7 separate regions of the Mus musculus genome follow, and all the other regions are linked to region 5. The links are chromatin loops, found by intact Hi-C in ENCODE. Cell type or tissue: left cerebral cortex. All regions are shown on one strand. Region 1 has its middle 94 kb from the start of Eef1e1. Region 2 overlaps Slc35b3 (solute carrier family 35, member B3). Region 3 has its middle 25 kb from the start of Tfap2a. Region 4 overlaps Slc35b3 (solute carrier family 35, member B3). Region 5 has its middle 5.4 kb from the start of Gm46392. Region 6 has its middle 51 kb from the start of Eef1e1. Region 7 has its middle 16 kb from the start of Tfap2a.

What was found. Hi-C counts contacts between places; a loop is a spot of excess contacts. Peaks named below come from ENCODE experiments on the same cell type or tissue, not always from the same donor. Only the 100,000 strongest peaks of a DNase experiment are listed, where the experiment ranks them.
Region 1: it touches region 5 in a loop (12-fold over the local background); 2 of 42 quality-filtered maps call a loop at or near these places.
Region 2: it touches region 5 in a loop (3-fold over the local background); 3 of 42 quality-filtered maps call a loop at or near these places.
Region 3: it touches region 5 in a loop (7-fold over the local background); 5 of 42 quality-filtered maps call a loop at or near these places.
Region 4: a loop joins it to region 5, with 3.0 times the contacts of the local background. A loop is called at or near these places in 3 of 42 quality-filtered maps.
Region 6: a loop joins it to region 5, with 6 times the contacts of the local background. A loop is called at or near these places in 2 of 42 quality-filtered maps.
Region 7: a loop joins it to region 5, with 2.9 times the contacts of the local background. A loop is called at or near these places in 4 of 42 quality-filtered maps.

What each region holds. Positions count from the first base shown.
Region 1 is chr13:38,750,851-38,754,850 of GRCm38, reverse strand. No RefSeq gene overlaps it. Among named protein-coding and RNA genes, the nearest start is that of Eef1e1, 94 kb to the right of the region's middle. In left cerebral cortex, a CTCF peak has its summit at 3,937; DNase peaks (open chromatin) are centred at 945 and 1,648; H3K27ac peaks cover 1,750 bases.
Region 2 is chr13:38,938,389-38,942,388 of GRCm38, reverse strand. It overlaps Slc35b3 (solute carrier family 35, member B3), which reads left to right. Exons shown (of 10, transcript NM_134060.4): 6 at 2,417-2,514. Among named protein-coding and RNA genes, the nearest start is that of Slc35b3, 20 kb to the left of the region's middle. In left cerebral cortex, no CTCF peak of the experiment used is centred here; DNase peaks (open chromatin) are centred at 383 and 1,931; H3K27ac peaks cover 227 bases.
Region 3 is chr13:40,756,336-40,760,335 of GRCm38, reverse strand. No RefSeq gene overlaps it. Among named protein-coding and RNA genes, the nearest start is that of Tfap2a, 25 kb to the right of the region's middle. In left cerebral cortex, a CTCF peak has its summit at 2,122 (motif pointing right); a DNase peak (open chromatin) is centred at 2,137.
Region 4 is chr13:38,956,199-38,960,198 of GRCm38, reverse strand. The region is part of intron 1 of Slc35b3 (solute carrier family 35, member B3); the gene reads left to right. Among named protein-coding and RNA genes, the nearest start is that of Slc35b3, 2.3 kb to the left of the region's middle. In left cerebral cortex, no CTCF peak of the experiment used is centred here; a DNase peak (open chromatin) is centred at 1,997; H3K4me3 peaks cover 1,369 bases; H3K27ac peaks cover 272 bases.
Region 5 is chr13:38,854,374-38,858,373 of GRCm38, reverse strand. No RefSeq gene overlaps it. Among named protein-coding and RNA genes, the nearest start is that of Gm46392, 5.4 kb to the left of the region's middle. In left cerebral cortex, a CTCF peak has its summit at 2,461; DNase peaks (open chromatin) are centred at 2,826, 2,840, 3,201, 3,972 and 1 more place; H3K27ac peaks cover 484 bases.
Region 6 is chr13:38,707,569-38,711,568 of GRCm38, reverse strand. No RefSeq gene overlaps it. Among named protein-coding and RNA genes, the nearest start is that of Eef1e1, 51 kb to the right of the region's middle. In left cerebral cortex, no CTCF peak of the experiment used is centred here; DNase peaks (open chromatin) are centred at 1,103, 1,979 and 3,604; H3K27ac peaks cover 1,482 bases.
Region 7 is chr13:40,747,351-40,751,350 of GRCm38, reverse strand. No RefSeq gene overlaps it. Among named protein-coding and RNA genes, the nearest start is that of Tfap2a, 16 kb to the right of the region's middle. In left cerebral cortex, a CTCF peak has its summit at 2,113 (motif pointing right); a DNase peak (open chromatin) is centred at 2,119.

The DNA.
Region 1 (4,000 bases), 100 kb after region 5:
CATAACTCTAATTTTGTTACTGCTGTGAAGTGTATCATGAATACCTGTATTTTCAAGTGGTCTTAGGTGACCGCTGTGAAAGGGTCCTTTGACCCTGGAAGGGTTCATGACCCACAGGTTGAGAACCACTGTTCTAGGGTCAGTGAGAGACACTAACTCAAAAAAAAAAGTGAGAAGCAATAGACAAAGACACCCAACATTGCCCTCATGTGTCCATAGACATTCAAATGCATGAGCACACATATATTCTCATGAATGAATATAACAGAGAGAGAGAGAGAGAAACACACATACACCACACAGGCACACACGCACATAAACACACATACCATACACACAAATCATTTGCTGACACCCTGAATGTTTACGGCTATGGTGTTCGAGTGAGAATGCCCCCCCCCCATAAGCTCATGTACTTGGGTACTTGGTCCCCAGTTGGTGGAACTGTTGGGGAAGCATTAGAAGGCATGAACTTACCACTGGCAGGAGGGTTGGCTTTGGGGTTCCAAAATAGGTCCAGTCCAAGTGTGTCTTTTTCTCTGCCTCCTACTTGCAGATCAAGATGTAAATCCTCACATGTTCCTATCATCATGCCTTTGTTCCACCATCATGAACTCTAACCGTCTGCAGCCATAAACCCCAAACCAAATGCTTGCTTTCAGAAGTTGTCTTGGTTGTGGTGTTTTATCACAGCAACAGAAAAGTAACTAAAACAATGGCTTAGCCATGCTACATGAAAACATACACAGTAAGCAGGCAGGGAACACAGGGGATGAGGAACAAGACAGTACAGGGTACTGCAGCAGCACTGGGGACATTAGGCCATTTCAGAGCTGACAAATGACTCATTGAGTTAAAGGAGATAGAACCTCATCTCGGAGCACAGACTTGTATTTACCTAACAGCTTCAAGAGTCCAGAAGTAAGGAGAGGCTCAGAATAAATCCTACAAAAAAAGACCTGCGTGGGATTCCCTCAGGAACGAGATCTAAATTGCAAGTGCTGGCTGGAACTTCACACATCCCATTACAATAAACGGAATGACATTTTAAGCAGCTTGGTACTTAATGGCTGTGGCTGGAGTCTTTAGGATTTTCTTCTCCTTTTGGATTCTTACCTGTGCCAGTAGGAACTCTGCACAGCTCCTGCTCATATGCACTCTACCTGGTGGCAACCAGGAAGCAAAGAGAGATAGAGGATGGGATCATCAGACAGCAAAGACATCTGTGGGAGCTACTTCTCCTAACTAGTTCCACCTTGACAAGTGTCTGCTGTCCCTCCAGACAGTGCATCTGTCTCAATATTGACATTGTTAGTTAGGGCAGGGCCCTAGAAGTCTAATCAGTTCTCAATAACTGGATCCATTACCTGGGATCAAGCCCTCAATACATGAGCTTTTGGTGGGGGAGGGGCACTTCATATACACACCACGATGGTTAGCTAACATTTGAGTCCTCAGGCTAGATAATGCAGATTGCTCTTCCCCAAGGTGGTGGTCCTAACCGTATCCACAGAACACCTGAATACAACACAAGAATAAGAAATAATTTTTTTCTTTCTGCCAATCTTCATCCAGGGATATTGGTCTCCCACTTCCTTCAGTCTCAGATTCTGGTCCTAATCCTTTGGCTTCATACCCTGGTGTGGCACTTTCTTGGTTTTTTCAGGTCTTTTGACTCAAGATGTGCCATTGGCTCTTCGTGTCACCTGCTTGTCTGCTGGAGCTGCTGAAGCTTATATAATTCCATGAGCTAATGGTGGGAGAGGGAGGCAAGGGGTTGGGGCGTGGGGGCAGAGGAATGGGTGGGGAGTTATTCTGTTTCTCATTCTTAGGCAAACACCAGAACACCTCAGACTATTTCTGATTCAGGAATTCCTGGGGAAGTTGAGTCAGTAGCCTTCAGTGATTGTAGAGCATGCTGAAGTAGGAGAACCCCAGCCTCAGAGCAGAGGGTAGGTTCTCTGCACTCTGACCAAGTCAGGTGTGTGGGCAGAAGGCCAGCCTTCGGTTCCCTGGGAGGAAGATGGACATTCTGGGTTTTCTTTTCTTTTCTTTTAAGATTTATTTATTTATTATACATAAGTACACTGTAGCTGTCTTCAGACACACCAGAAGAGGGCATCAGATCCAATTACAGATAGTGTGAGCCACCATGTGGTTGCTGGGATTTGAACTCAGGACCTCTGGAAGAGCAGTCAGTGCTCTTAACCACTGAGCCATATCTCCAGCCTGAGAGGGTTTTCTATAGGCAATACACCAAGTATCTACCTCATTAGATATCAACACAGTATCTACCTCAGCACAATATGGCACTACTGTCCCTTTACCTCTGCCAACAGTGACTGGGACTGGCCTCTCTTCTACGCGGGAAACACATCTCTTCTCTTTTGGATGTTTCCTTCCAGCACAGAAATCAAAGCATAAGTCAGAGGTCTCCCTCAGCACTGGTCACCAGTTATTCCAGTTTGTCTTCCCAGCCAATGACAACAGAGTGTTTTCCCAAATTGTGTCACATAGAGCCTCATATAGTTCATTTCCCCCTCATGGACACTCTAACAGATCCTTCTCTGATTCCTTTTTATGCTTGGATAGGAATCTTGGGTGGGGGTGTGGGAGGGGCTTGGGGGGAAGCCTGCTTAAGTCATACAATTAGCAAAGAGCATGCATAGGATTTGAACTATGATCCATCTCCCTAAGATCTGTAGTAAAAGAAAGGCTCTGTGATGGTTTGAATGAAAATGACCCCATTGGCAAATATATTTGAATGCTTAGTCAGCAGGAAACAAACTTGTTTGAAAGGATTAGAAGGATTAGGAGACGTGGCCTTGTTGGAAAAAGTATATCACTGGGGATAAACTTTGAGATTTCAAAAGCCCATGCCAGGCCCAGTCTCCTTGGCTGCTGCCTATGACCAGGTGTAAACCCCTCAGCTACTGCTTCAGCCTGCCCACCTAACACCACACTCCCTGTCATGATAATAATGGACTAAGCCTCTGAAACTGTAAGCAAGTCCACATTTACATGCTTTCTTTTATAAGCATTGCCTTGGTCATGGTGTCTCTTCAAAGCAATAGAACACTGACTAAGACAGGGTATGAGCTTCCACAGACATGTTCAATGTGCATGGCACTATGAAAATAAAAGAGAAATATTATACAGGTGGGCAAAGTAGATAATAGCCTATTCTATAAGATAAAGTTCCCAAGACTAAAATCTTCACTGAAAACTTTCAAAGACAAAGAACTAAAAGAAAATCAAATTATAATTACAGTGGGTATTGTATGATCTATAAAAATCCTCTCTAATATAACCTAATATAATTTTTTTAACTGATTTAGACTGAACAACTTTACTTTCTATTATAAAACTATAGGAGAAGGTGAGTAGCTTAATGTGATGCCAGGTCTCCAGAGACTGATGGAAAAGGATGAATGAAGCAGGAAAGGATCAGTAAAAAAGCTTAACTAATATCAAATAGAACGCATTATGCATAGCCAGTGTTTCCATTGTGTGACATCTTAGAGACATTGGTCTGACCCAGAAGGATCCATCTGTCACTTGAGTTATTTGACTATTGATTAATTTTCAGAAATGTTTCGGCATGAGTGACACTGTGGAAAGAAAGCCTGCTCCCCTGCCCCCTGCTGTGGGGACTCTGAGCAGCCTGCCTTTGCCTTTTTGCATGATTTATGTTAGGTCCGAACCTGAAGAATCAATAAACAGCTTTTGCAGCAGAACTGACTACATCCCCAAAGAAGGCTGCCTTTGCAGTCTCTACATGATCTACAAAATGCATTAGCCTTTGGAGTGGCAGGGTCAGGAATGACTGGTTGAGGAGAGCCAAGAATTTTGTTCACGTTTGTTGATCTTTGCAATGTGCTACGTCTCACACCCAGGTTTATCCCAGTACCCTTCCCCTGGTGGCAAGGAGGCAGAACCACATTTAATTCCAAGTTCAACATTGGAAGCACTCATCTTGAAAGAGCTATATCTCTTCAAT
Region 2 (4,000 bases), 84 kb before region 5:
TTTCATCAGTCAGACCGGTTATCAGTCAGTCTTCTTAGCCTTAGTTACCAGCCTGTTCTCCGTGTTTAAATAGAACGAGTTGGGCCTGGGGGCAGCCCTCTAGCAGCCACAGTCCTGGGGGCTTGGGGTCTCAGCTTTCATCGGAACCTCCCTGCATATACAGAGTGTTCTCACAGTCACACCTCTCGCCGTCAAGAGTCAAGAATTTTCAGGAAATCTTTATTTTTACATCACAGACTTTCATTTCAAGAGGTTGCCTGAAACAGACACCATCGGCTCTTCTAGTTGAAAAACAAAGTTAGAAAAGGCACGAATTTGCAATGAGTGAGATTAAATTTAGTAAAAATATAACCAAGAATTTCTGGGTGACTTGCAGTCCCTTTATTCTCCTTCTGTAGTATGGAGAGAACACTTTGCCTCCTACAGAGCTGGTGGGAGGAGAGGAGGAGATGGCAGAAGGTGTGGGAACCATTTTTCATGCTGTTCGAAGCTTGCAAATAACACTCCCCCCTACCCTGTGGCCAGGCTAACGGTGTGCTTGAGGTGATCATAACTGTGTACTCATTCTGTTTATAAACTGTATCCTAGTCCTGTTTAAATTTAACCTTTACGAAAAACAGTGAAATCAACCTCTCTATGTTTCGGACTCTCTGCTGTACAGTATTCACTACTTCTTGGTGACCCATTTATGCTTCTGACTGTACTGTACTGTGTGTGTGTGTGTGTGTGTGTGTGTGTGTGTGTGCGCGCGCGCGCGCACGCGCGCGCGTGTGCGTGCGTGTAAAGTTGAGTGTGACTAGATGGAAAATGATTCTCTGGAAACTAGGAAGTGTTGAAAGCAACACTTGGCTATAGAATGATAACATTTGGGTGTGGCAGGGTGTGCTGTTCCAAGTCAATAGAGTCAGAAAAGCACTCTCCAAACGATTAAGACAAACCTTACCCACTCCGTGTACTCACTCCCTTTCAATAGTCCATTTGCTGTGCTCTTTAGTAATTAAGAACGATGGTCTTCGTTTGAAAGAAGAGATCGTATCAACAGATATCAGAACTCTCCAGAACAAATCAGGCCCACTCTCGGGTAAAGAGCACCAAGGGTTAGTTGCTTTTGTCTTGACTTTATGTGACATCACCTCAGGGCTGAGAAAACACACACACACACACACACACACACACACAGCAGTGAGAGGGCAGCAGAGGGACGGGCGGGACAGCCAAGGAAGGTGCACCTCGGGCACTGGGAGCTTCTACGTCCTGAGTTCCATGACTACATTTGGGAGAAATACAACCCAGCATACTTCATGAAAGAAACTGGTGGGCACTGGTCCCCTCTGCTTTTAGAGCAGCGGTTCACAGCTGACCCTTTGGGGATTGAATGGCCCTTCCACAGGAATCACGTAGCAGATACCTTGCATGTCAGAGATTTGCATTACCATTCATAACATCAAAATTACACTGAGGAAGTAGCAATGAAAATAATTGTATGGTTGGGGGTCACTACAAATGAGGACCTGTACTGAAGGGTCACAGCTTTAGGAAGGTGAGAGCCACTGGCTTACACTTCAGCCTGTGAGGCCATGAGACCACAGAGAGAACTGTGACTCCCTTTCCTTCCTATGTGAGGCTCAGGGATGACGGTTGGTCGTTCTCATGAACACCTGTGTGCTGCTTCCTAGGAGTGAGTGCTATCACCCAAACTATGCTATTTAGTGTGCGATAACTTAATCCTGTTCACATTCTCCTCAGGACATGAAAGAAAGGGACGTTTGCTTATATGATCAGCTACTGGGACAGTTTGACTGGCAGGCTAACGAAGTCACTGTTGCATTAGATGCAGCTGAGACATCTGCGGAATCGAGGGCAGATCCTGAGCTGGAGCTGCACTTGTCAACTGCGCTCCCTGGAAAGCGTGGGTCGGGGAACATGAGTACGACTTATAGAGGAGACAGTGTAGAGTTCCAGGCAGGAGCCATGCCCCAGAAGTGACCTTGGCAAATGCCCGTGTGTTCCTTTTAAATTGAACATTTTAGAAAGACACTGTGTGTGTGTGTGTTTTCTCTAAATATTGGGTGTTTCTCTTTTCCCCTTCTGATCGTTTGTGCAGCTCCCAGTCCCAGTAGATCGAAGAGTTTCTTTCTCCTACACTTGTTCTTCCATCACACCATCCTTGCTAAAAGGAGAACTGTGATGAGTGTGGTCCTGATGGCAGCATTAATCAGTTTGGTGGTGTCCGTCTTTTTTATGTTAATATCATTACTGTGTGCCTACCAAAGCAAGCTACAGATCAGAGTAGGCAGCATTCCAGCCAAATGGGAGTGACAGCATGCTTTTGATTTTGTTTAGCCCAGTTAGATTTCTGGCCAACCTTGCTTCCCGTCCGCGTGTTTAAAGAGGATCACTCTCTTATTCCTTGAAGGTGTGATGCTTATCTCCCTGGCGCTGTGTGCAGACGCTGTCATTGGGAACGTTCAGGAGAAGGCCATGAAACTGCACAATGCTTCCAACTCGGAGATGGTGAGGACCCCAGCACTTCCTCGAGTCTGTAAGGCGCACTGCTGGTTTTATGAAATAGCTACAGTGCCAAAGACTTAATGTGCATTTTAATCTACTTTATCACTGACGTGAACATAAGAATACTGTGGAAGGTCAGAAAAAAGGTCAGAAAAAAGCCTGTCATTGCTAAGAGCTCATTGTATAACTGATCAATATTTTTCTCATTAATTTCGGTAATCTTTTATCTGTTTACAAAATCCTCTGTGACATTGTTTTTCTTCTGTTTGTGTTCCTCTTTGGGTTATACTCAATGTGGAAGTTTATAATTCTTATTGATGGTTTCTGGCTACATGTCAAAGCCTTTTCCAACTCAAGATTTTAAAATTTTCATCTATGTTACTTACTAGTTTTATAATTTCCAATTTTTATTAAATAGTTCCTGCTAAAACCCAATTCTGTATATTACACATCCCACCCTTCCCACTTGTTTTAGATGCCTTTAAAAAAAAAGATCTCACATCCTCACAGAAGCGTCTGAACTGAATTCTCTAACCTTGATATCTGCCTCCACCCACAGAAACATGAGCAGCTTCATTCATTCCCCATCATTAGGACGAGTTACTAGAAGCCTCCCATAAACTAGAGATTCCACTGGGATTGTGATTGGTGGGACATTGACTTCTAAGTTAATTTAGGGACATGACATCTGTACATAATTCTCTCAGTGTAAGACCAAGGTCTTTCCTTCTATTCAAATGTCTTTTAAAATATTTTTATTTTATTTTTAACTGTATAATATTAGAGGGAGAAAGTGTGTGTGTGTGTGTGTGTGTGTGTGTGTGTGTGTGTGTGTGTGTGTGTGTACTAGTGCATGAAGGTAGATACCAGCAGAGGTCAAGATCCCCTTAGAGTTGGAGTGTGAGCCACCCAACATGAGTACTAAGAACCTGACTTTGCAATCCACATTCTTAATTCCTAAGCTATTTCCCTAGTCTTCTAAATTGTGTCTTTTAGATGCCTACTGGATTTTAAAGTATTCTAAAGATAAAAACATCTTCTGGTTTTGTTTTTATATAGGAAAATGTGTTTGTGTGTGTTGGTGTGTGTGTGTGTGTCTCTGTGTGTGTGAAAGAGAGAGAGACAGAGAGATAGATAGAGAGAGACAGGCACACAGACAGACACAGAGACAGACAGACAGCAAGAGCATACTTGCTTTGCTGTTCAGGTGGAACACACTACATTAAAGCAGCTATGCTTCCTGTTGCTGTCGGGGCACAGCATGGGGCATCATAAGTAACATCTCCATAACAGGAACCTGAGCTTTGGAAGGCATTTTTGTGATCGCTTGTCACTCTTCATGGCTGGGGTAAAGATGGCCTTAGAATTAAGACCAAGCAGGTCACCTGGAAACTCAAGGTAGCCAAGAGGTCCACAGGCTTTAAACTGAAGTCTTGGTTCCTATCCTAGGATACTTCTGGCTCTCCTTTGGGGTGGTTACAATCTGAAG
Region 3 (4,000 bases), 1.9 Mb before region 5:
GACTCATTCATACCCCACATGCCCTCTGTCACCTCTGAACTCTGTCTTTGTTTACTCACTGAGTGTATTTTCATTAGTATAGATCATTGTACAAAATACTAGATTTCATTATGCAAGTTCCATATATGCATGTGCTTTGATTACCTAAGCTGCCCCCCCTCTGCCTGTCATGGGAAGCAGATGAAGTCCTGAGTGACTCTGTATTGTTGACACAAGCATGGTCACCTCAAGGACCTCAGATCTCAGACCTCAGGCCATGGGAATGGGAAGGCCTTCCCAGGTCAGGGTCAGAGGGGTGGTCAAGCCTTACTCTGGTCCAAGAACAGATGTTAGGAATGCCTGGCCCTTAGCTACAAGCAGTGTGTGCAGAAACCATTAACCACATTTTCTTCCTCCCAGATGAAAGCAACCTAAGAATGCTCCCCTACTGAGATTAGCTAACCCGCCACTGCCGCCTCCTCATTCGAGCTGAACATAACACACGCTCTGAGTTTCTAGGTTGCTGTTGGTGTGTCTTGATAGAGCGCATGGCCTGATCAACTCCTGTCTGTTTGTCTGTCCTCTCCTTACTCTCTCATAATCTCAGTCATGTTTCCAGGACACAGCCACACAGCTCATGACAGCTCCAACATGTTCCCTCAGCTCTAATACCTTACCTACTTCCTGTTAATCTCCCATCTTGTGTGTCTGTTTCCCCTCCAGATTCTTCATGTGAAAGAAAAGTGACCTATGTCCTGAATCTGCTTTATCTCCAGTTTGACCCACCTTTCTGCAACTGACATTTTATTCGTCTTTACAGATGATCAGACTCAGTTAGGGCTGGAGCAATGGCTGAGCAGGGGAAAACCACTTGCCACCAAGCCTGACATCCTGAGTTCAATTCCCAGGTCCCATGTGATAGGAGAGAACCAGCTCCTGGGGACTGGCCTCTGACTTCTACAAGTGTGCTAGGGTAGCCACAAGCCTACACATACACATAAACAAAGAAATGAATAATCAAGCCAAGCCACCTCTTGGAAAAGAAAAGATGTTGAGTATTTTTAAGATCTCAGTTATATATCTCTATATGTTTCATGATGGGCATTTAGGCTGGTTTCATAGTGTGATGGTTTGTATATGGTTGGCCCAGGGAGTGGCACTATTGGAAGGTGTGGCCATGTTGGAATAGGTGTGTCACTGTGGGTGTGGGCTTTAAGACCCTTATCCTAGCTGCCTTGGAGGTCAGTCTTCTTCTAGCAGCCTTCAGATGAAGATGTAGAACTCTCAGTTCCTCCTGCACCATGCGTGCCTGGATGCTGCCATGCTCCTGCCTTAATGATGGACTGAACCTCTGAACCTGTAAGCCAGCCCCTATTAAATGTTGTCTATGTGTTGCCTTGGTCACAGTGTCTGTTCATAGCAGCAAGACCCTAACTAAGACACAGATCTTGGTTACTGTGGATAGTGCTGCAACAAATGTGAATGTGTAAGCATAGTTGTGGTCCGAGGGCTGCTAGTACTTGGGGTCATGGCCAGGAGTGGTGTGCCTGGGCCATAAGGTGGCTGTTTCCACTTTCTGCAGAAATGCACTCATCTCCATAGTGCTGTAAGCCTTTGAAACCAACTCTGTAATGTTGAACTTGGTCCTTATTGCCAGTGGGAGAGTATTTGTTAAGTTTGGGTCATAAATTCATTTTCCATCACAGATCTTCTTGGTATCTCTCTCTCTCTTTCTCCTTTCTCTCTCTCCCCTCTCTCCTCTCTCTCCTTTTTCTCTCTCCCCTCTCTCTCTTCTCTCTCTCTCTCCCCCCTCTCTGGTTCATGGATTAGGTGAGCTATGGGATCAAACACTTTATGATAGACAAACAAAATCAACCTAATTATGAAGAGAGTGTCCTAGCTTCATCCCTTGCCCACATGTTACAAGTATAGATTTGGAAATAGAAAAATAGAAATAGAAATGAGACCATACCTGTGATGTTAGGATCTTTGTGTATCTTTTAGGATATTGATTGGATTAAGTAGCCAGACCATCCTCTACTCAAATTAAAAAAGGAGAAAAAAAAATGATAGCAGCAGATAAGTTACAGCCTTAAATAGATAAATAAAAATGTAACAAGCAAGCTTTGAACAAAATTCCAGTAGATGGCAGTGTTGACCAATTTCTGTAAAACTGGCATTTCTGAAGATGCTGACTAGAGCTGTTTAAATAAATATGTTTTTAAACTTCTGAATAACAATTCTATATGTTTTGATTATGAGTTGTACTGTACATTATAAAATAATAAAACCCACAGAAGAACAACAACAACCACAGCCTCATAAGGATGGGCAGATGGTGGTTTGAGCTAGCAGCTTTGCTGTTGATGTAGTAGTGTTCCTTCACACAGTCGTAGGCCCAAGGAGAAATCCCAAACAGAGCTGTATGTGGAAAGGAGTATTTATGGAGAGAAAAGTGCAATAGGTCTCAGGGCAGAGCCCTAACCAGCCAGGGTTAGTGTTCGTGGAAGAAGAAGAAGGGTGGGAATGTAGTTCAGGGTCAGAGCAGGTGCTTAGCTTGTGCAAGAGCCTGGGATCTGGTCTCATCCCAAAGAAGAAAACAAGCAGGTGAAAAGGAGAAGAAAGGAAAGGAAGAAGGAAAGAAGGAAGGGACTCTAATCTCTCACACATACAGAGGTGAGGGGTAGACTGTCACATGAGAACACCACAGGAGATTCACTGTCTAGCTGCACATTATCATGTGTACTTGTGATCCCCAGTCTCAGGAGTTTGTGCCAAGAAGATCGTGAGTTTAAGGCCATTGTGAGGTACATAATATGACTCACATAACTATGTAAATAAATAGGCAAGTAAGTAATATATAAAGTTAAAAAAACTAAAAATAACATAGTTGTCCTCAAGCCACAAAGAATGCTACCACCAGGAACCAGCCCTGGAGGCCATTTAAGCTTGGCCTTGAAGCCTTGAGAACCTGTGAGAGAGATGTCTGAGCTTCAAGCTGTCCAGCCTGTGCTAGGCCCTCCCTAACAGAACAACTCCAAAGTATTGGCTCTACGTCCTCCATAGGAATTAGTGCTCCTCGGGCAGTGTGTGGCTTGCAGTGCTGAGGTGCTGTAGGGAGAGTTGGTTAAGGCTGTGGGGACGCTCTGATTACAAGGTCCCTTTGGTTTCCGATCTTCCCCACTCACTGACTTCCTGCCCAGGATCTACTTCCTGTCCTCACAGCCCAGATCTGCTTCATTTGGGGTCACAGCAGCTGTGGATGTCACAGCTCACACCTCTCACTGGAAGCGAGCCTCCTCTTTCCTCTTTGCCCCACCCTTCTTCCAGGTGCTTGGTAGATGTCCTTTTCTGACCAACGAGTCTCCCTGACTCGAAGAACCCAGGGTCTCTTTCTTCCTCATCTGTGTGACCAGACTACCAAAATCAGAAGGTTAAGTTTCTTTTTGGTCCCAGTAGCCAAAATATTCATCAGCGGCAACTTAAGGGAGAGGAAAAAAAAAAAGTTTGGACCCTCCGTTTCTAAGGAGTACGGTCCATCATACCAGGGTAGGCATGACAGAGCAGTGCAGTCCCTGGAGCAGTGGCTGCTCCTGGGACAGTTCACAAGGTCACGTCCCAGGAAGTAGAAAGAAAAGGGCAAGGGGTGGGTATAACCCTCAAGGCCACCTCTAGTGACTTGGTGACTTCGCTCAGCTAGGCACCACAACCCACCACCCGTGGAAGAAGTGGTTCAAAGCAGGAACCTGTGGAGGGTGTTTTAGAGACAAACAATAGTGATGAGGCACTCCTTGAGGTGTGTCGGGGAGAGTATTTCCAAAGCAGATTAACTGTGAAAGGGAAGCTCGCAAGCATCTGACATGTTGGGAAACCAGACTAAAAAAAGAGAAGAAAGCCAGCCGGTCACCGCATTCCCCTCACTTGGCTTCTTGATTTATTTGCAGGAACAGCCTCCTCCAACCTCACACTTCTGCCCCCTTGGAGCTTCCTGATAAAATTCTCCAAAACAAAAAGCCTTACA
Region 4 (4,000 bases), 100 kb before region 5:
CCCTTGGCTGTTTTTGCAGTTCAGAGTCATTTCCGGGTCTGTGTCCGCTCTCTCCGTTACCTGGTGACTGTTTGCCTTGCAGCGAGTTGACTGTTCTTGCAGGGCTGCTAAGTTTATGTCGCTGAAATCCCTGTACGTTCTTTCGGGCTTTACAGCTGAATTCTCTTCTCCTTTCTTTCTTCCTACCTTGTCTGTCTATCTTTCCGTGTCTTCCTTCTTTCCTCCTTCCTTTTCTCTTCTTTGGGAAAAACACTGAAAGATTTTGTTAGTTTACTATCATGAGTTGTTTGTTTTGAGTTTTTTTGTTTGGTTGGTTTTTTGTGTTTGAATGAATTACATCTGCGTTACTTCTACAGTAGATTATCAGAATCCCGAATTTTAGTTAAACATTTCTGTTACAAGTGAGTTGAGATAGTTTGAGACTTGGAGGGGAAAGACACTGACAACGTTTGAAAAATATTTTAGATAGCATTACTTCTGCTTAAAGTCTACTTTAAATCCTATTGTTAGCCCTTGAGGGGAATAGAGTTTCGGAAATCACCAGTCTCTCACCCTTTTGTGTGATAAGGTATGGGAGAAATCACAATCTTGTTTTTCTGCTCTTTGATCTTATCCCACACCTGGAACCCAGTTGTGAAGACATGATTGTTACTAGAGCGTTGCAGGTTTCTGGCGAAGCTGGGACTTTTCCAGGCTGTGCACATGATAAGTTTTCCTCCCATTCCAGCTTTGTAATAGAAAGCGTACCTCCTTCACATTAAAAAAAAAAAAAAAAAAAAGACTAGGTTAAGAGATAAGGTGAGGCCAGCAAGCTGACAGGTAAGAGCACCTGAGGCCAAGCCTGTGGCCAAGCCCAGAACCAATAAGGTGAAATGACAGAGAACCAGTTCCCAGGAGTTGTCTTCTGACCCTTGCTTGCCATCTGTGGCATAGACACACAGACTTGTATAAAGAAATAAGCTTTTATTTCAGTGTGTCATTGTAAGGCAACATCACCTGTTTCCGATTGTGTGTGTGCACACACAGTATGTGTTTACTTACTCTAAGCACTTCTTTGACCTCCATTTTAGCCGTTATGTCTCCCTGCAATGTGCCAAGTGTCTGTTGCGCTTTAAGAAGAGACCCAAGGCAGCAATCCACTTCCACAACTTCTTTCTGTTCTAGTTTCAGAGGGTATTATGAGTCTCTAAAGCAAAGCAAGATGTTGGCTATTTGATTTGAAAACTTGTAATCCTGTTCTTGAGCTTTTGTTTGTTTGTTTGGAGACAAGATCTCTGTAGCCCAGCCTTGTGTTAAATTCTCTGTGTAGTTCAGGCTCCTTCCCCCCCCCCCCCCCCCCCCCCCCCCGTACCATAAGGACTTTGTCCCTGTTTGTTTGTTCGTTTGTATAAGATTTATTTGTAGTGTGTGTGTCTGTGTGTGTCTGTGTGTGTGTGTGTATGAATGTACTTGTGGATATATGCATGAGAGGGTTCTGATGGGAATCTGAGGGTAGAGTAATAGTCAATTGCAAACCTAACAAGGACGGGTGCTGGGAACCAAACTTCTGCAAGAGGAATAAACATTTTTAACCACCACGCCATCTCTCCATGCCTGGCTCTGATTCTTTAGATAACAATATCAATTATTAACAATAGAAACAGAAGTGAGACTGCAAGCATCGGAGATCGGAGTTTGAGAGTAGCAGAGGCCTTCCTCACTCATGCTTTCTGACCAGCGATATTCTGATCAGTAGTGTAGTGTAAAGCTGCACACTGAATGCCAGACTTTTACAGGGCAGGTTTGGTGGTAATGAGATGTCGTGTTAGCAGTGACAGTGGCTCCATTTCCTTGTTAGCACAAGTGCTCTCTAAAGAGAATTCAGGAGAGATGGGTGTTGTGTTGGACGTGTTTTAAAGAGGGTAGTGCTGCAGCCTAGAACTGCATCTCATAAGGCTTCCAGGAAGTGTGTAGGAGTGTTAAAGTGGAGGAGAGTGGAATGGAGTAATGTTGGTCACATGTTTAACAGAGCACAAGAGAATCTTTTTTTCTGATAGTGGATGACGGAAGGGACATTTGTAGTGAAGGCTAGGTGGGAACTCCAGATCCCCGTTTCCTATTCCATGTCCGGAGGATGAGTCAGCTTAAGCACACCAGACCTCTTCAGCAGTGTTTCTGAAAAGCTGGATACTAAAAGCTACCGCATTTGGGATGCCATACTGTGTGCTGTGCTCTTTTACACTTGTCTCAGAGATCCCGCAGAGATGCTTTAACCCTTGCATTTCCTTTGCCCAGTAGAGATTCAGAACCTGAGTCTCAGAGAGTTGACTTTGCCCAAGACTCCTCAGGTGGCTCCAGAGCTCAGACGCAAAGTTCCAAATCATGGGGTGCTTTCTTCCACTGTCAGCGCTAGTTAACTTGGCATTTTATTTAACTCTGAACATTTCAGAAGAGAGCAATGTTAGGAAAGAGTTGCCTTCTGCATAAATATTCCGATGTCAGTAAAAGTGGGGAAGGGATTTTCTGAGGCTCACTCTGTGTGTGCATGTTTGCCTACCTGCAGCATCAGTATCTCATTCTCCTCCCTGTTCTTATCTACTGTGGATTTTCATTCTTGCTAAACAAGTTTGCCAACATCACGGTCCTTTCAAAACCGTGTCCAGGCGACGGGTGCTGTGAGCTGGAGTTTGAGAGTGGCTGTCATAGCTGTGCCAGTTTATTTGTTCTCTGGTATGGATAAAAAATACATGTCAGATACCAAGGTGCAGCAACTAGTAAGGTTTGCTCTTGCCTGTGTCTTCTAACCAGAGGCATTAATGCTTGATGTCACAGCAGAGAGGGGGTGTCAACACTGAACTTAAATCTGACCCAAAGAAAGAAGACATCAAGCAGAAGGGACAGCATGAACAGGTGGCTTTTGGAAATCTGCTGTACTCAGGAGCAGATGAGTAGTGTAGGCCTTTCATTGAAAGAACTTAGGGAAGAGCAGCTCAGAACCTGTGCTCGGTCGAGGTGGACATAGAAAGCAGACCAGAACATTTTTTCCCCCTCAGTATTAAAACACAGGACAATGGGAGGTGGGGAATTTAAAACATAGCTTATCATGAAAATTCTACTTCAGGGATGTCCTACAATATGACATATAAAAACAATTACAGAAATACAAATGATTGAGGCACAGGAAGGGAAGGCAGAATAAAGAATAAAAAGACATAGGAAATAAAAGTATTTCTAAAGTTCAGACACAGGGCATGCGTCCCACAGATAAATGTATTGGTGTTTATATATTACTAGTTTGATTGTACACAGAACCTTGCCCCCATTGGTATGACTGATGAGTTCTCCTTAATGTCCGCAGCTCAGCTAACTAGAAGCAACCACCAAGAGGTGACTCTAGTTCTTGTCACTTCAAACTATCACATGACAGTCTCTTTTATATTTTTAAGTGAAGCCTCCTGCCAAAATTGTTCTCTCCTCCCCTCAGATTTGTACTCCTGAAATGCCAGCAGTGAGACTGTCATGGAAGATAGTCCTTCCTTCCGGTGTGTGCTCTATGATTCCGCACGTCCCTTAGTGTTTATATAGAAGTCATTATTTTTCCACTTATATAAATGCAGAGAGAAACTTGACAGTCATCGGTGGTGCCTTCACAATTTTGTGTGTGTGTGTGACAAAAAAAAAAAAGTGACATATTTTCTGCCTTTTACATTCCAAAGATGTTATAGTAGAATAAATTCCTTCATAGGGTAAGACTTCTTAGTCATGATGATGGCTCATGCTTTTTATCATAGTGCTCAAGACACTAAGACAGGAGAGCTGTCATTCACTTCCTCACCAGCCTGGGCTACGCACATTGTTTTTTTTCTTTCAGCCTAAGGAATGTTGTTGCTGAATCTCATACCTGAATCTCACACTTTATTTTAGAACTTCAATAGCAAATAGACTGTATGTCAGCCCTTAAACATCACTCTTTATTCTCTTACAAGGTTGGCTATAATTTAAAACTATATTACATTTTATT
Region 5 (4,000 bases):
CTCTCACAGTGCTTCTGTGACCTCAGCTGCTCTGCATGACCCCTTTACGCCTTCAAAACCAGTACCACCTAGGTAACTCTTACACATTACCAAGTCCAGCCACAGCACAAGGTACAACCTTGGCTATCTCTAGAACACAGCCTCTGTGCTCTCAGAAAACACTTCCCAGAAGATGTCACCTCAATGATGCTGGTCTCTTCTTAATCACCGCTAATTTCTTAGCTCCAGCTAACTAGCATCAATAGTCCCAGTAAGGAAAAGTTTTCACTTTAGTAGTTCTGGTATCTTGTTAATCACAGCTGATTCTTCAGCCCCAGCTAACCAGAACCACAGAATCTTCACAATCCAAAATAGCAATGGCCCTGAAAAGAGTCTTTAATTTTCCCTCTGAAATTTCACAATACAGTCCTCCATTTTCTGCACTGTTCTCAACATTATCTTCCAAGCTCCTACACAACATCTCACAGAGCTCTTAACACTGAATGGATCTTCTGGCCCAAAGCTCCAAAGTTCTTCCACAGTCCTCCCCAAAACATGGTCAGGTTGTCACAGGAATACCCCACTCCTGGTACCAATTTGTCTTAGTCTGGGTTTCTATTCCTGCACAAACATCATGACCAAGAAGCAAGTTGGGGAGGAAAAGGTTTATTCAGCTTACATTTCCACATTGCTGTTCATCACTGAAAAAAGTCAGGACTGGAACTCAAGCAGGTCAAGAAGCAGAAGTTGATGCAGAGGCCATGGAGGGATGTTCTTTACTGGCTTGCTTCCTTCCCCTTGCTTGCTTAGCCTGCTCTCTTATAGAACCCAAGACTACCAGCCCAGAGTTGACACCACCCACAAGGGGACCTCCCCGCTTGATACTAATTGAGAAAATGCCTTACACCTGGATCTCGTGGAGGCACTTCCCCAACTGAAGCTCTTTTCTCTGTGATAACTCCAGCCTGTGTCAAGTTGACACACAAAACCAGCCAGTACAGGTATTTTTCTATAATGACATTTTCAAAGACTACTAATTTAGTGAGTAGTATTGACACTGGCTGCTTAAATAGTAGAAGAACATTATTGTATAGTAGGCAAAATCCCAATCTACACAACACAAAAGATGCCATATGTCATGAGCAATTAAAATGGTTAACCTGGAACTAATAGTTCCAGTACCAGAGAAAAGACAAGAGATTGGTACATGCTGTAACATCCTCTAAAAGGTGCCATTGATATCTGCTGCCTCATACAATACATGGTGCCAACCTAGCGGGCTTGGTGTCTGGTCCTGGCACAGCACTCACTACGAAAAGTAATATTTTAAGTATCTCTGAAAGAATCCTCAATCTTCGTTAGTAATCTGAATGATTTCTAAATCGACAATTTTCTAAATATCTAAATGTGTACAATTTTCGTCTTTGTTTATATTCAGAAATGTATCCCCTAATCTCTCTTTAGATCTTCTGGTTCCATAGTTCCCTAAACCAGAACTTCTTAAACTTTTTCACTCATGACCTCTTTCTTTCTCAAGAAATTTGTATATTTCCTCAAGGTACACAGGTATGCAAAATAGATACATAATTGAAGGTTTACAGTTAATAAATCATAAAGGAATTGATTTTAAAACAGTTCTTTCATATGCTTACCACTTTGCTATTAACTAAAGGTGGAAGTAAATTTACACATTTGCACACTGAGGTGGGGGTGCTAATGAGCTACTTTAGTATAAGGCGCTAAGTCCACATTCTGTTTTCTGTAATGGAACCATTAGGTTTCTGTAGGTTGAGAACATATGTATGTATGCCAAAACCACTGCAGTCCCCCAGGCAACAACGGCGACCATCAGCCTTTGAGTCTCAGGGAGCATCTCTTGGTGTCACCGAGCACAGTGGTCTACATATGCGAAGTTTGTATGCTGTGTTTTCAGGAGTACCACGGTAGTAAAGTCCCACAATGCAACTCGGCAAGCAGTGCCAGAAACATCTCAGGGCCGTTGTGTGTTTGATAATAAAGTCCATTTGGGGTTGGTGTGCATGCAGATACCTTTTACTGTTTCCATTTTTCAACTCCCATAGTCAGTTGTGCTATCCATGTCGGGCTCACAACCCACAGCTTACACGGTTTTACCCCAGATAATCACTGACACACCTTGGGTCCCATATAGACCATTAGATGACATTAAAATACTTGAAAGATATGGAAGAGATGAGAATTTGCCATGGCGTCCTCTTAAGTGGGACCAGGTGATGGTTTTCATTTAAGAGTGCAGCACCAGGCCCAGGGGGCATTTTAAAGACTGACAAGGACAAGGGGTGCTTCACTGTGAACAGTTCCTTTTTTTTTTTTTTTTTTTTTTTTTAAATCGTGATTTCTCCATTTGTACAAAACCAAAGCAACACAAAAAGCCAGATTTGGTGAAAACCTCAGACTGGCCTACAGATTGAGCCCTTCTGTCAGGGAAGGGAGACATCTACTGGTAGGCAAAAATATTTTGGACGATCATTTAAATCTATAAATTTAAATGAGCATACATGTACTATGTATGTACTATTATATATATAATATTTATATATAATGTTATATGTATGGGTGCACTCGCATATCCACACATAACAGACATGCTAATGACACAAAGCAAACACTCAGCCGGAAGCATTTTATGGACATTAAAAAGATACAATTTATAACTTGGGGAGGTGGGGCAGATGTGATCTTTCATTCCTGTATTCCAGCAATGGGAAGGCAGAGGCATGAGCATCTCTGGTTCAAGGCCAGCTTGAACTACATAATGAGATCCCATCAATCTAATTATGTCTTAAGTCTACTTAGTAACACAGGTTCTGAAGCAGAAACGTATAAAGAAATTATATGGGTAAGCATAACTGGTAAATTTGGCACAGAGAGCAAACTCAGAAATCTGTGCTACAGGTAAAGTAATTATATACAGCATATCACACTAAAATAAATTTCAGTTTTGTAAATTGTGATTTTTTTTAATGGAATTAGTTTTACTCAAAAAGAGTGAAAATGTATTTTTGTTGCTGTTTGCTGGTAGCCTGGTTTAGACTTAGTCCTGTATAAATGTCCTTTAGGTCTCGGTCTATTTAGAGATTACCTCCAGTTTGTATTTGGTACCTCATTTATGGCAGTTGCTGTGTACTTGGACCACTTTCTTCCTACGGTGGCATTGAAGCACACATCCCACATTTACATGTGCTGAGCCATCTGTGAGGCAGGAAGATGCTTTCTCCACAACACACCCAGGCCCCACACCTTCTTGCTCTATCTTTCTCTTTTCTAAAAATGAGAGGAACAGAAAAAAAAAAATCCTTTCTCCAATCAGCAGTAATCTCTCCAAAGGTCTTTTAATTTCAAAAGTCATAAGTGTTAATTAGCTATTATTAAGTGCCCTCTGTATAAATTAACATGATTGATGAAAAAATTAAGGCTAATGAAAAGTGTGGCAATGCATGTATTTTTAAGAGACTATATTAAAAGATGGTGGTCCCTCTGGACAGACACGAAGGCCCTCTGTTCTGTTTCCTGACTTTATTATTATCTCCAGATATCTTTTCCCCCACTACTCTTTTTTTGTAGTGCTAAAAAAAATTCTTGAATCTTTGACACTGACTTTAATTCAGTAAGTTTACAATTTCTTTTAGAAACAAGGGACCCTGAATTTCATACTTTTATTTAATAATCTCTTGTGGGATAAAAGAAAGTACCTAATTTTTAACATTTCAAGTGGACGTGAAAGGTCTTCTCGATTTAGAAGGGCACGTGTACCATTTCTCTCTAGAGTGGAAGCTGGGAAGAGGAGATGCCTTAGCCTGCTAGGCACCTGCTGGGGAGCAAGTGGGACCCCGAGGCAGAGAAGCCGCTGTCTTCCCTCACACTGCTTTCTTACCTCACTCTGGTGAGCATTTGGGACATAGTTCAAAATTAACAAAAGTTTTCCACAAAAATTAAGACAGAACTTATAAACCCATACCTCCCATTTCAAAGTTAAACACTG
Region 6 (4,000 bases), 150 kb after region 5:
GAATTCCACAACCAGATTACTTAAAGCAATAGCAACTTCCTGATTCACAGTTCTAGGAGAGTCTGGGCTCATAATGTCCTCAGGGATACTTGGTCTTTGAAAGCTCTAAAAAGAATCCTTCCTTGTTCCTTCAAGCCTCTGGTGGTGCTGATGTCTGCCCAAGCCTCTTCAGTTTTTAGCTGTGCCCCTTCAAGCTCCACCTCTGCTGTCATATGGTCCTCTACCTGCAGATTACTCACAACTTTATGAGGACACCAGGCATACTGCATTAAGACCCTACCCCACTCATGAATGTCCTCTCCTTATATACTTATATCTGTAATGATCCCATTTCCAAATAAGGGCACAGGACAAGATACAAAGGCCTGGGATTTCCAAGTGTGTCTTATAGAGACCATAGTTCAAGCCATAATACGAGCTAAATCAACTGATTGTTCTTATTCTTATTTTTGGAGGGCTCTACTATCTAATTGTGTGTGTGAGATTTGTGTCAATGTGGTCCTGTCCTGGTATCAAATTAAGGTCTCACTGTTCACACGATAGCCACAGTGACCTTTCAGCTGATTTGTGCTCTTCCTTCAAGCTCTCTCCTCTTTCTCTGCTCCTTCCTTGACTAATACTGCCTGTCCTCAGTCTCCCTATGCCTGCTTACCCACAACACCCTTACAAACCTTCAATCATCCTCCTGCATTAGTTTCCTTAAAATCCATGCCAAATGCCCATGATGGATGAAGTTGTAGCTGACCTAGTCCATTCTTCTTTGACAAACGAATTGCTATTTGTAGTGATTTGAATAAGAATGGCATCCATAGATCTGTATACTTAGATGCTTGGTCCCTAGTTGGTGGAACTGTTTGGGAAGGAGATGTGGCCTAGTTGGAAGAAGTATGTCACTAGGGTGGGTCTTTGAATGAGCCCATACCATTCCAATTAACTCTCTGCTTCGTGGTTATGGATCAATATGCAAGCTTTCAGCTACTGCTTCACTGTCATGCCTGCCTGTCTGCTATCTTGCTCCCTGCAATGGTGGTTGCAGATGGGCCCTTTGAAAATTACAGTCCCCCACCCCTTGCCAACTCTCTTTTATTTTGGTCATGGTGTCTCATCACAGGAATAGAAAAGCAATTATGATACTATTCTTATCCAACTGACCTGAGTCTCTTGCTCAACCCATCTGTCTATGCTTTAGAAATGCCTAGATTAGATACGACTAGAGTGAACCCATCTGTTGCAAGTCTTTCCCTCTAGGTAGAATGCTGAGAAATGGTTAGTGTTTATGAGGTAGGACTTAGCACAAAATAATGATGGTACTGGCCTTGGAAAGAACAGGTCAGGGCGTGGAGAGAAAGCTCAACACCTGTATTAGTCAGGGTTCTCTAGAGTCACAGAACTTATGACTAGTCTCTAGATAGTAAAGGAATTTATTGATGACTTACAGTTGGCAGCCCAATTCCCAACAATGATTCAGTCGCAGCTGTGAATGGAAGTCCAAGGATCTAGCAGTTACTCAGTCTCACGCAGCAAGCAGGCGAAGGAGCAAGAGCTCGAGCTAGACTCCCTTCTTCCAATGTCCTTATATTGTCTCCAGCAGAAGGTGTAGCCCAGATTAAAGGTGTGTTCCACCACACCTTTAATCCCAGATGAAAGGCGTAGCCCAGATTAAAGGTGTGTTCCTTAAACTCGGAGATTCAATCTTCTGGAATCCATAGCCACTATGGCTCAAGATCTTCAAACCAAGATCCAGATAAGGATCTCCAAGCCTCCAGATAAGGGTCACTGGTGAGCCTTCCAATTCTGGATTGTAGTTCATTCCAAATATAGTCAAGTTGACAACCAGGAATAACCACTACAACACCCAAGAATCCACTCTTTCAGAGGCTCTGGGCACCCATGTTTCCCAGCACCCATGTCAGCTGACTCACAACCATCCATAACTCCAGCTCCAAGGGATCCAATGCCTGCTTCTAATCTCCAAGGGTATACACACACATGTGATATATATTCACACACACACATACGTAATCCTTTTTCAAAACAGATATTTACTTTAGGGAAAATAAAGGAGTGGGTCTGACTTGTTGAACCTTTCACAATCTCACTCTGGCAATCACGAGACCTCAAAGCTCTGGTCAAAACCCAAGCAAGCAGAGTTGCCTAAATTGGACTTTTAGCTTCCAGTATCCAAGGTCAATCAATGATGTCTTGTCTTTATCATTCATCCTACCTTAGGTATTTTGTTATAGTAAAGGGAAGACTGACTAATGCAAACTTGGTTGTGGACCTACTATGAGTGGTACATTTGCATCATGTCCAGTTCCTAATGGTCTATGTCCCTCTTACTGTGACCCACTGGTTCAAGACTCCAGAGGAAGGGCGAGTGAGATGGCTCACTGGTTAGGAGCACTTACTGTTCCTGCAGAGGGCTCAGGTTCCATCACTGACATGGCAGCTCAGCACTACCTGTAACTCTGGTTCCAGGATATCTGAGACCTTCTAGCCCCTGTGGGTACCTACATATACGTGGTGCACATATATTCCTGCAGGCTCAAACACACACACACACACACACACACATACATTAAAAAGATATAAATCCTCTTTTAAAGATTTCATAAGAGTGGAGGAAGCCACAGAAGAAAGAGGTCAAAGGATGGAAAAATGGTGGTATTGGTCTAGCCACAATCCTTTCCTATTTTTATGCAGCCACCACCTCAGAGCAGTAAACCATTTGTTTAATCACTACGCTTTTCCCTGACTACAAGTAATAAAATGCTGTACCCTCTAAAATAATTTCCTAGCTACTTGCTAAGATTCATCTCTGACATTTCATTAAATATGATCATTTAACTGTACAAGTACAAATGCATTTTTAATTTAGCTTACTGCAGATATTACAGATGTGGGGAAATGAATTCCTGTTGCTGTAGGAAATATATATCATTCACATATGCGTGCCACAAAAGAACAAATTATTAAAAATTACTGAAACTTCTATGAAGATTTATATTTAACTTTTGCATTTCCAATCTCCATGTTATTGTGGAAACATAGTGAGCCAGTTTGTCGCCCGTGATTTGATGAGGAGTGTGTGGGCGGTTCTGTAGGGATCTTAATGAACAGCACTTACTTCTGCCATTGGCATGCTGAGGTACTAAAGGTGATGGTATTTGAGTTTCAAGTGTGGATTATGAAGTTATCATACTTACCATTAAGCAGTGGGTTATTGATCTCAATGCAAGAGAAAGAAAGAAAGTGAGGAAGAAGAAAGAAAGAAAGAAAGAAAGAAAGAAAGAAAGAAAGAAAGAAAGAAAGAAAGAAAGAAAGAAAGAAAGAAGGAAGGAAGGAAGGAAGGAAGGAAGGAAGGAAGGAAGGAAGGAAGGAAAGAAAGAAAGAAAGAAAGAAAGAAAGAGGGAGGGAGGGAGGGAGGGAGGGAGAGAGAGGGAGAGGGAGAGGGAGAGAGAGAGAGAAGGAGAGAAGGAGAAAAAGAAAGAAAAATTGCTCCTATCTATGCAGAAATGAAGCTCAAGCTGCTCTTTAGTGGGAAAGGGCTAAAATGTAAGCCCATGTTCTCAGTGCATATGGTCACTCGGTTTAGAACAGCTGAGAGAAAAAAATGGGCTCATTTTTTAGACTTCAGCTATAAAATCAAGAACGTACACTTTGCAAACCAGCAATTATTATCTCCTTTTGTGTGAGGTATTTCCACTGGATGTCCTTTCACTACTTTGAAAAAGGCAAGCGTCTATATAAAAAAAATTGTATTTTAGAGAGAACGAAAGCAAAAAAAATAGAGATGTGAAATAGGAGAAAAATCTCTTCTGAGAAAACAAGAGACTCAACACTTCCATGCACTTAAAAAGCTAAGGGAAAAAAAATAAGTCAAAATTGGTGATACCACTGAAATAAAAATTAAAAGGTAAGGGTAGTGAGAAGGCGCATTCTTCTCAGACTGTTCTTGCACATGGTTTTGGATCTATGTTCAGACCATGGATTCCAGGGC
Region 7 (4,000 bases), 1.9 Mb before region 5:
GTGTATGAAGCCATGAGCTCGATCCTGGCACCACGGGAAACCGTGGGATGGCAGGTACTGCTCCAAAACAGATGTGGTGTTGGATGCCTTGTAATCGTAGGATTTAAAATGTGGAAAAGGGAAGATGAGGAGTTCAAGATCATTCTTGGCTTCTTAGTAAGTCTGAGGCCTGCCTGGCACACATAAGACCTTGCCTCCCTCTCCATCCCTCCTTTCAAGTTGTACATAACCGGATTTATGACCCAGTATCTTAGTTAAGGTTTTACTGCTGTGAACAGACACCATGACCAAGGCAACTCTTATATGGACAGCATGTAATTGGGGCTGGCTGACAGGTTCAGAGGTTCAGTCCGTTATCAAGATGGGATCATGGTGGCATCCAGGCAGGCATGGTGCAGGAGGAGCTGAGAGTTCTACATCTTCATCTGAAGGCTGCTAGCAGAATACGGACTTCCAGGCAATTAGAATGAGGGTCTTAAAGCCATATTGACACACCTACTCCCACAAGGCCACACCTCCTAATAGTGCCACTCTCTGGGCCTAGCCATAAACCATGGAGTTTTCAAAAATTTGCCAATCTCTAAAGCAATTAAACTTGAATCTTTGCATACTCTCCCTGGCCTTAGTCATTTTTTCTCTAATTTAAAGATTTATTTTATTCTTTTAATTACATAAATGGGGAGGGGGATCTATGTGCACGTGAATGCTGGTGCCTGCTGAGGTCAGATGCATTGAATTCCCAGGAGCTGGAGCTGCAAGCAGCTGTAAGCCTCCTGACATAGGGATTGGGATCCAAACTCAGTTGCTGCGGAAGAGCAGTGTGCTCCTCTTTATCAGTGAGCCATCTCTCAGTGTGTTTATGGATTTCCCAGAAGCATCCGAATTCCTGTAGACAAGGATGTGAACCAGTAAGTGTGAGAATCTTTTTTTATCTTGTCAGGGGCAGGAATGATGACTTTGTGGGTAACCATGCTTTCTGCCATGCCTGGTGGGGATCTCTTGAACTCCCAAGGTGGAAAGAGAGGACAAATCCCACAGAGTTGTCCTAAGAGCTCTCCAGAGGTGCTGCCTCCAGCTCCGCACAGTGTGGAGCTTCAAGGACGGACAGCTCGCTGGAGTCTGTCTTTTTTTGTTTGTTTGTTTTTTGTTTTTGAGACAGGGTTTCTTTCTCTGTATAGTCCTGGCTGTCCTGGAACTCACTTTGTAGACCAGGCTAGCCTCGAACTCAGAAATCTGCCTGCCTCTGCCTCCACCATGTGGATCCCCGGGATCAGGATCCAGTGGCTGGGCTTGGCTGCATGAGCCTTTATCCAAAGAACCATCTCACTTGCCCAAATGTGTGACGCTTAAGCCAAGATCCATCCCTTTGGGCAAAGGAGGTTCCTTTCCTATCTCCTCTTTATACACTTGGCTACTTCATAACAAAACAAACCCTGAGAGGAATGGGGAGCGACAGTAACTTCCTCCTCACTCCTCCTGTAGCCACAGAAGGCCGTTTTTATTTTTAAGTTACTGTGGGACAGAGCACAATGGTTGGCCATTTACAGAACCGAAGTCGTTCTCGTCAGAGCTATTCGGACAACTGGAGCAGGTTTGCCAAGATGACAGAAAGCGGAGGTCATGGATTCCGATGAAGAAACAGGAAGGGCATTCACAAGCTTTTGGCACACTGACCTTTAAGTTGATGGCTTGGCTAGAGACGGGTAACTGGGTTTTCCCAAACTCCTTTTTTATTACCCTCCAGGAGAATGACTGAGTCTAAGAGCTAGATGAGACCTCAGAGCAGATCTCCCTGTTCCTCCTACCAGTTGCTACTGGTTTCAAGTTGGAAGAATTTGGGACAAAGGAATTGAGGCAGGACAGGATTATCCCAGAAGCCCGTGGCAAAAGTCAGACCCTCCCTCCTCATTTCCACATTCTTTCTCTGGTCCTTCTTCCTGACCATGGCTCCTTTACCAGGTTTCTTTGACTGTGTTTACGGGACCTAAAGTGCGGAACAGCCCCGCCTTCCGCCCCCCCCCCCCCCCCAGCCCGCCTCCTGCCCGAAGTCCAAGACCAGGCTTTAGTTTTATCCGTCAGTTTTCTGAAGGGACACACGAGGGCAGCAAAGGTTTAGGAAAAATATTTAGTTCGTTGGCCAACAGAAGTTCAAGACGTTAGGGAAAGGAGTTATTGGAGGTTTGTCTTGGGGTTGTTTATTTGATGGCCCTGAGATTAATTGTTGTTTGTCCGTCTCAACAAGAGGTTGAGGACTTTAGAAGATATGTCCTTCGCCACGGCTCAATCAGTTTCTAAATGTACCTCTGCTAAGAAGTGGTGTAAAGCACGCCTTAGAAATAGGAACCACGGGCTAGTACAGTAGGTCAGGGTGATTGCTACCAAGCCCCGATGACCTGAATTCAGTCCCTGAGGCCTACACGATAGAAGGGGAAGCAGGATTTCTGCAAGCTCTCCTCCGACCTTTACAAATGAGCACATGCACACAATAAAAAAAGTAAATAACTAAATGTTAAAAACAGAAGCCTGCCCCCCTTTTGAATGCTAACATTCAATTGCATCCTTACAGAAATTGTGAGCTTCGGTATGGTGTGAAGATTTAAGAATCACGAAACTTGGGGAAGATTTCTTTTTGCTACTGTCCTAACACATTTTTGTCGTATGGATTTTTGGTAAAAAAAATTTTTAAACACTTGCTCATTTAATGATTTCATTTCTTCTTGTTGTTTCTTATTCATCCCTAGTACGTCTCAGTCAAATTGTGATTACTGGATTTTCAGCTGCCTTCCTACTATATCTGCTTGGTTCTGACAGGCGGGACAAATAGCCTAATACAGCTGTGTGCGTCTGTAGCTCCAGTTACCCAGAAGACTTACGACTGTAGGATTGCGTGCAGGAAAGGGACCAGGGTGAGGACTGGGCAGACTGGAGTGGGTGGCATGGAACACACTGACAACATTGAAAGGGAAACTTTATTGTCACAAGATATTAGTTCTCTGTCCAGACTCTTAAAAAAAAAAAAACACACATTTATTTTTATTCTTTGTGTATGTGAGTCTTTTGCACTTCTGAATGTCTGTGCCTGCATAAATGTCTGTGCATCCATGTGTATGCCTGGTGCTCTTGGAGGCCAGTGGAGGGCATCAGATACCCCGAAAGTGGAGTTACAGGTGATTGTGAGCTGCCATCTGAGTGCTAGGAACCTGAGTCCTCTGCAAGAGCATCACGTGTTTTTTTTTTGTTTTGTTTTGTTTTTTGTTTTTGTTTTTTTGTTTGTTTGTTTTTGTTTTTTGAGACAGGGTTTCTCTGTATAGCCCTGGTTGTCCTGGAGCTCACTCTGTAGACGAGGCTGGCCTCGAACTCAGAGATCTGCCTGCCTATGCCTCCTGAGTGCTGGGATCAAAGATATACATGTGGCCTCATCTAGTGTTCCTAACTCTCCAGCCCCACAGTGTCCAGACTCTTTGCAGCACATTAAAGACACGGGCAGGCATAGGTCTGCCTAATTAGGTAACATTCATTTTCTGGTTTTCTTTTCAGTAGAGGTTGAGCTCCTTGCTGGGACACATTCTCTCTCTCTCTCTCTCTCTCTCTCTCTCTCTCTCTCTCTCTTTCTGCCTCTCACACACACACACACACACACACACACACACAACATTAAAGAGCCTTTTATTAACTTTGGAGTTCTTTACACTTCCTGACCAAGATAGGCAATGGTTACCTAACATCACTGATCATTCTGTCCTCTCAGTTTACATTTATTAGTTTAAAAAAAAAAATCTTATCAGATCTTTAATCCAAGATACACACTAATGTATTAACTCCTTAGGAAATGTGTATAGAGAGGACCGGCCACCAGTCTGGACATTCAATTACCTCTTTTACTAATAGTCTCAGTAGTTCTCAGATAACTGTATGGGAGTGAACTGGAGTCAGCATATAGGTTTGTAGAGGGCTCAGTATACTCATACTTCACATTTTTACAAGGGGCATTATCATAAAA